3 separate regions of the Homo sapiens genome follow, and regions 2 and 3 are each linked to region 1. Evidence: read pairs that join two places in POLR2A ChIA-PET (ENCODE). Cell type or tissue: MCF 10A. All regions are shown on one strand.

Region 1 (2,500 bases):
ATTATGTACAGAAACCATTTCATCCCCAGTGAAATATATTTGTCTCTTCCGGAGAAATAAGGGGTGACCCAGTCCCCAAAGAGTCCACCCCCCAGGGTGAAGACCCCCGCTCCGCAAGGATCACAGGTGGGTGTTCCAAGGCATCCACACTCTGGTTTTGTTTTTTTTTTTTGTTTTTTTGTTTTTTGGGTTTTTTTTTTTTTTGTATCAACTTCTCTTTTTTTTTTTTTTTTTTTTTTTCCGAGACGGAGTCTCCCTCTGTCTCCACACTCCAGCCTGGAGTGTGGTGCGATCTTGGCTCACTGCGAGCTCCGCCTCCCGGGTTCAGGCGATTCTCCTGCCTCAGCCTCCTGAGTAGCTGGGATTACAGGTGCCCGCCACCAGGCCTGGCTAATTTTTTGTATTTTTAGTAGAGACTAAAAATTCGCCATGTTGTTTCGCCATGTTGGCCAGGCTGGCCTCGAACCCCTGTCCTGAGGTGATTCACCCACCTCGGCCTCCCAAAGTGCTAGGATTACAAGCATGAACCACCGCGCCCTGCCATTAACGTCTCTTAAAGCACACACTCTGTCTCAAAGGCTGGAGGGTTTGGGAACGTTCTCGTCCTTTCTGTGACCCATCTACCACAGTCTTGGGGGTAAAAGCCCCGGTTTAAAAAGCTGGGAAATTCCACCTCATGGCCACGCGGTCTCAGCAGCTCTGGCGACTGGGAAACGTAGGGTTACAGGGCGGTAAAGATCATCAGAAAGGAGGGCTGAGGAGAGAAACTAAAGACTAAAGGTGAGAGGTCACAAACCCTGAAATTAGTAAAGATCTACGTTGTCGGGGGTGGGGGTGCGTGTGCGCCCAGCAAAAAGCCTCTGCGTCCACACAGGGATCCACCGCGGGGCTTCTGGAACTCACAGGCTCCCTCGGAGCCTTCAAAGACGCGACCTGATTGACAACAATTTTGTTTACACACCACACGCCCTGGGAAAGCCACACACCAGTGCCGGCGTTCCAGACGCTTCCTCTGCGCAGAGCCGGCCCAGGACGGGGGCGGGGCGGGCCCTGTTGCTCAACTCACCTCTCCCGCCCCGCACCCGCTCCCCGGGGAGGCGCCGACCCAGCGAAACTGGTGCATGTGTCAGCCGCCCAGCACCGGCCCAGGAGGCCGGCCGCGCCGCAGGCCGGCCTGGGAAAACGCCCAGCGGCTGCAGGCCTCCCGCTGCGCGCTGCGTGGTTCTGCACTGCACTCAGGACCTGTCAGGAGCAACACACACGCACATGCACACGCCCACACACATGCACACAGACACACACGTGCACACACTGCGTCGGTAGGAATAGCTCAGAGGTGCCCTTCCTTTCCAGGCAAAGTGCTTAGTAGCTGAATTCAGCGAGAAGAAATCATCCAAAGGTAACCCTTGCTCTGAGCCCTCCCCAGGAAGAAGAGAGAGGTCACTCTGGAAAAGCCTGGAACCTTCTCTCGCTTGAGGGTGCGGACAGCAGCCCACCTCCCCTTTGGCTAGGCCAAAGATCTCTCCTTCCTTTTAGGCCTAGCTTTCCCTGTCACTAAAAGGGCTACATTTATCCTTAAATATCATCTAAGCTGAAATACTACTACATTGCTTTGCAGTCGGTCATAGTGGAATCTTAGTTTCAGAACTACATTCAACACCTACTGCGCAGAAGCACCACATGGACACTGCCACAAAAATTAACACAGTGGATCCTAACAGAGCTGAATGGGGTTGCTGTGAATATCTCCCTAGTAAGATAGGAAAAAGGCCCATGTGGGCTATGATATTTGTATAAAGTGGTGTCGATGAGCTCATTGCAGGACTAGCTATTTGAACTTAAGTTTCAATGAAGTGTAAATGAGAACTGACTTCACCCTTGACTTTTATTTTTCTCTCCAAGTATTTCTCACTAGCCATTTTCATTTCCTCCTTTTCCTACCATTCTCACCCTCATCTTTCTACCCTCTTCTTGAAGCAGAGCACTTTTTCTCCACACTCTGGAAGGCCAGAGAGGAGAGAGGATTAGAGGCCCGTAAGCAGGGGAAATCCTATCCATTAGAAAAGGACAAGGGCAGAACAGGGGACTTCCGTGCTTCTCCTGCCAAGTTAATACGCTAGGAGAAGCAGCTGGGTCGGGTCTGGACACGCTTTTCTGTTCTGCAGCTCACAGAATTTTTTTTGTCACTTTAACTTCAGTGATCTCCGGTGCCCCCGAAGGCAAGTAGCACACCTGAATCATTAAGCTTCAGATGAGTTGAGTTCAAAGTTTTATTTTCTACTTTTAAAGCCCTCAATAAATTAGGGCAAAGGTACTGGGAACCCAGCCTCTTGCCCTGGCGTTCCTCTGGGATTGTTAAGGTTGGCTAAGCAATCTGCTCTTGAGAAACCAGGTGTAGAGAGACCTGGGTGGAGAGATCCGGGGGTTGTTTGTGGAACTTTCTCCTCCTCTGTGGCATATGCCAGCGTCTCTCAGGAGCAATCCTGCAAGGTTGCCTCCA
Region 2 (2,500 bases), 65 kb after region 1:
CTACCCTTTCCTAGGAGATGAGTGATTTGATGAACATTTGTTAGGGTTCCATGAAATTTTCTACTCCGTTTGGAGACTCACTGGGGATGTAAATTTTGGATGTGCTGGCCTAGGACTCTGTATTCGCTTTTTTGCCGGTGTCCTCAATCTGGAGGCTTTTCTTGCAGCTCTACACTGGACTGACACTGCTCAGCTCATGGGGTTGTGTGCTTTGATCCATGTGGGTGGAAAAGGGACTGATATTTCACTCGTGTCACTTTTGTTTTGGAGTGTATGTGTAGATTTGTAAATTTGAGATTGATATTTATGTTTGATAGAAGTGTGGTGTGTTGCATAAAATGACAGATTTATGGAGGCTGAAAATATTAATAAAACTTAATTCCATTTTTTTTTTGCAATATTTAGGTTTTCCAGTTGGATGTTATAAAATTTTTATGACATTTTACACTGCTGTTATTACTCAAGGGGCCGTATCCACCTCTTAGGCCTTTTTGGGATTGGGTGGTTTTGGTTGCATGCCTTTTCGGAGGTGCCCTTTCCTGAATGGGAGGGAGGTTTTTGCAGGTTCTCTGTGGATATGTAAAGTAGTGCCGCACGCTTGCTGTGTGTGCTTGCTTGAGGCTGAGGAATCCCAAACCCTGTTCCCTGTCGTGTCCGGGAGAGGCACCAGGCAAAACTGTTCCTCTACCAAGAATATATTTCTGTATCATAGATGTAGAACTATTATAAATATCTTTTCTCTAGCTTGGAGGCTATTTGAATGAGACTCAATGGCCCTTTTGGTTTAATTGGGTAATTGAGTGAATTAATTCTGATCTAAAAACTTGGTGTACTTTAGCAACTTTTTCTTCAGGAAATTTGGTAAAGATAAAATGACTTAGGTATCAGTCATTACCTGAGTGTCCTAAGTATTCATTTGTTTTTCCTTATACTGACATCTGAATGAATGGAATGATAGACATATACTATATAGTTTTAATTAGCAATTCACTTTGAGTGAGTGAATTTTTTCAGAGTAGAATATGTGTTTCCACTGTAAGTTTTCACTAAATATGTTCTATTTTCAAAATCTTTGACTTGGAGTAATTCTAAGAAAATTCTTTCCTTACATTTAGTTATTTGTTTTTCTTTTTGAGACAGGGTCTCACTTTGCCACCCAGGTTGGAGTGCAGTGGCGCGATCTTGGCTCACTGTGGCCTTGACCTCCCAGATTCAAGTGATTCTCCTGCCTCAGCCCCGCAAGCAGCTGGGACTACAGGTGCACGCCATCACACCTGGCTAATTTTTGTATTTTTCGTAGAGATGGGGTTTCGCCATGTTGCCCAGGCTGGTCTCGAACTCCTGACCTCAAGTGATCCACCCTCCTCGGCCTCCCAAAGTGCTGGGATTACAGATGTGAACCATCCTGCCAGGCAAGATTTACTTACTTAAATAGGATCCAGTAGGCAGTTTTCAAACCCACATCTGTATGGATCAATGCCAAGAATATTAGAAGGCTACTGAGTTTGACAGATGAACTAATGATGAAATTAACTTGTTTCTTGGATGAGATTTATTACCAGGCACCAGACTAAAGCCCTAAAATCTTAAGCCTATCTGGTTTATGAATAGCTACTCTTATTTCCATTATTAAAATCAGGTAGATGGCAGCAGAATCTGGAGGAGATTCACCCTCTGTTGACCATCTTCTGTAAGGTGCACTTCTCAGTGTCTTCCTGGGCCTTGATGAATGATGAGCTGGAGAACTAGACCAGAAGCCATTCCTTATCAGGTGACTCTGGAAGGGAAGCCATATTTGATGAAATCCAGAAGAAATCCTGGACCATAATGCTACATTTTTTCTTTTTTTGTAATGGGATGCTAAAAAATTAAATATATGGTTTTTTTTTTAAATAGAGGTAAGCTATACGTACATAACATACAACTTACCATTTGAACCATTTTTAGGCATACATTCCAGTGGCATTAAGTACATTGTCATTGTTGTGTGGCTGTCACCATCATCATCTATCCCCAGAACTTTTCCTTCTCAAACTGAAATAAAAATATTTTTCTCTTTCTTTTAAAATTGTTAGCTGCTAATGTGTATTGTAAGTAAAATAATCTTGTTTTTGTAACCATTAATCTTATCACTTCATAGTTTGTGAGTAAATTCTTCCGCAGACATTCCATCAGGATGCTAATGGTTTTTTTGTTTGTTTGTTTTTGTTTTTTATTAGTACATTACTTCCTCTCAATTCTAACTTTGGGGTAATCCTCATAGAGTTTGAGGATCTCTTTGGAGATGTGTATTACAAAGGTTAGTAGTTTCACTGCCAGTTATGTTATTAAAATTTTGAAAAGCAGCTTTTTGGAACCTTTCTAAAGTTTAAAGGTTGAGGGTATTTGTTGAGAGAAACCTGGGACTTGGTTAGATAATAGGGTGTGGAAATGAACTGTTACCATTCTCACTTTTCCCTTGCTTTTCTTCCCTCACCTTTTGCATTTGTAGTCTCTTAAA
Region 3 (2,500 bases), 100 kb before region 1:
CAGAAGGATGGAGAACAGCATAGTTACCAAGGGGTTGGATGGATAGATAGATAGATGATAGACAGATGATAGATAGATAGATACATTACATATATACATAGATGACAGATAGATGGATAGATACTAGATAATTAGATGATAGATGATAGAGAGAGAAAATTATTTTTTAATGGTTTTTATGTATTTGAAAATAAAGTATATTTTCTAATTTGAGAATCCAGTAATTTTTTTTAATCCTGGCTGTGGGTAATATAAACAACACATAAGTGCGTCAGGATTTTGAGGTACTCTTCTCACTCTCAACAGCATTTGTCAGACTTTTATTAGAAGCATCATGTTTCACGCCACTGCACTCCAGCCTGGGTGACAGAGCAAGAACCTGTCTCTGAACAACAAACAAACAAAAAATTTTTTTAAAGAAGCAGCATCGTGTTCTGTTCAGGATACCCACTCAGAAGTGAAGGACAAGAATACAGGAAAGGCTACAGCAAAGGAACAAAGGAAACTTGAAAGTTTTGGAAAGAGACTCCTTCCATTCAAATCAGTGGCCAGGAGCTCATACAGACTTTTTTAAGAGGTTAAGATAAGAATTTGTTTACACTTTAGAACAAGATAATGGGATGTGGGAAGAATGCTCTTCACCGAGGTAAGCTCAAGCAGAAAGGAGAGGAATTTAAGGACAAGAAACATCTCTCAGAATCCAAGAAACCATGTGCAGGTAGCATTCCTGATGCCCTTGGGAACTGAGTCCCTTTTTCTGCCTCTCAGGGCCACACAACATTCCATCCATCTTCCGCTGCTCACTGCCCCACTCTCCTTCCTGTAGACCAGCTTCCTAGGTGCATCATTAGTGTGCCAGGGCCCCAGACAGCGCCCGCAGACCAAAGTCTACATGGCCTGCATTCCGGCAGCACTCTCTCTCATTTCCTAATTCCAAATGACTGGCAAAGAGCCAAGCCATGCAAGACTTAAGTTCCCAGACAGGGCAGAGTCAGGAACGCACCCGCCCTTATCACCCAAGGCCAGGAGGAGTGGCGGATTCTAATGGTGCACGGCCGTTTACAGCAGGAAAAGCTGTGGGCAGAGAAGCTGTAATAGACCTACCCTCTACATTGAGTAACGTGAATCGTTCTACTCAATTTCAAAGAAAGAAGTAAGTATGCCATTTGCAAGAAAAGATATTAAGGTTGATAAATGAGAAGAACAGACTTAGTGGAGGAATTGTAATCACTTTGATATTCATTCAACTAGCGTTTATTAAACACTTACCGTGTGTCAGGGACTAAACCAGGCAAGGATGATACAAAGGTAGAAGGCCTGCCCACAAAGAATTCACACTGTCATAGAATACATTGCAAAGAAAAGCAATGCCATCACCTTCCCTAGAAAATGTAAGGATCAAGTCTTCTGGGGAACTTTAAATTCACTAGAGTCCAAGGCACTCCAACTATTCTTGAACGCCCCCTTGAAATGTCACTCCTCTCTTGCTTGTACGACTCTCTATGTGTGAGCCTTCGGTTTTTTGTGACTCTAGGAATAGCTACTTCATGTTAGGAAGCCACTTGTAGAAAGGCAGCTAGATCAAGCACCTTTGTATTTTGTTGTGTTTATTTTAACAAAGTTCAGAAGCCATTTAGTCAATTTTCTCTTAAAGTGTGTAGTATAGAGACCTAGGATTTACCAGCACACATGATCTAATACGACAAAGTCAGGGTGTCTTCAGCTTGTTACATTTTTACTACCATAGCCATCTGTTCTGCAGACAGAGTGCTGCTGGGTTTGTACAGTAGCCCCTTGCTCTGGGCTGCTCAGAGAGCATCACAAACATATTAGTCCTAATGCACGACTACGTTTCAGATGCTAGGAAATAAAATATTATTTTCTGGTGGCACAGAATTCGTGGGGAAAGAATCCCGGGCTCCTAATTTCCAGTCTCAAGTGAGAAACAAAAAACCCACAGCCCAGGCACTATCCCAGATCACCTGCTTCTAATTACCCCATTTTGTGGCGATGAGTTACTCATTAAGCTCAGTCTGGAGAACAGAACCAGAAGAAGCAGAGGTAAAATTTATTTTCCTTAAAAGGGTCTGGAGGGCACTCAGCGCAGTCCTGCAGGGACCCCAGCGATGACAGTCTCGGTTCCTCTCGTAGCTTCGCCACCGATAAGCTTTGGAGTGCCTCTGTACAGAGCTGGCCAGAACCCAGTTTGCTTGGGCCTTAGATTATTGGTCATAGAAACCCCTCCAAGTGGCTTGTTTGCATGCCACGTCTCTTTGATTGGTTGAGAGGGCTCAAGGGAGTTCAGTGGGAAAAGAAAGCTGGGTGCTTAATACAAATTAACTGGGACTTTGAGGAGTTCACTCACTGGAGTGTGAAATCTGATCTCACACAAGCCCATGCTGGAGCCCTTCCAGGGGGGTTCTGTTACCAAAAGCAGCAGACAAGCTGTTTTCTAGCATAGCTCCCTTATAAGCCAGCCCTGCCTGCGCACCCTGAGGTC

What was found. ChIA-PET counts read pairs that join two places held together with the same protein. Peaks named below come from ENCODE experiments on the same cell type or tissue, not always from the same donor. Only the 100,000 strongest peaks of a DNase experiment are listed, where the experiment ranks them.
Region 2: POLR2A ChIA-PET joins it to region 1 with 16 read pairs; 18 of 35 experiments call an interaction of 5 or more read pairs at or near these places.
Region 3: POLR2A ChIA-PET joins it to region 1 with 10 read pairs; 2 of 35 experiments call an interaction of 5 or more read pairs at or near these places.

Annotation. Positions count from the first base shown.
Region 1 is chr6:156,719,033-156,721,532 of GRCh38, forward strand. No RefSeq gene overlaps it. Among named protein-coding and RNA genes, the nearest start is that of ARID1B, 57 kb to the right of the region's middle. RefSeq lists silencers at 963-1,282, 2,403-2,500 and enhancers at 1,883-1,952, 2,257-2,500. In MCF 10A, no CTCF peak of the experiment used is centred here; DNase peaks (open chromatin) are centred at 1,059, 2,109 and 2,469.
Region 2 is chr6:156,783,645-156,786,144 of GRCh38, forward strand. The region is part of intron 1 of ARID1B (AT-rich interaction domain 1B); the gene reads left to right. Among named protein-coding and RNA genes, the nearest start is that of MIR4466, 5.2 kb to the left of the region's middle. In MCF 10A, no CTCF peak of the experiment used is centred here; no DNase peak of the experiment used is centred here.
Region 3 is chr6:156,616,652-156,619,151 of GRCh38, forward strand. No RefSeq gene overlaps it. Among named protein-coding and RNA genes, the nearest start is that of ARID1B, 160 kb to the right of the region's middle. In MCF 10A, no CTCF peak of the experiment used is centred here; a DNase peak (open chromatin) is centred at 970.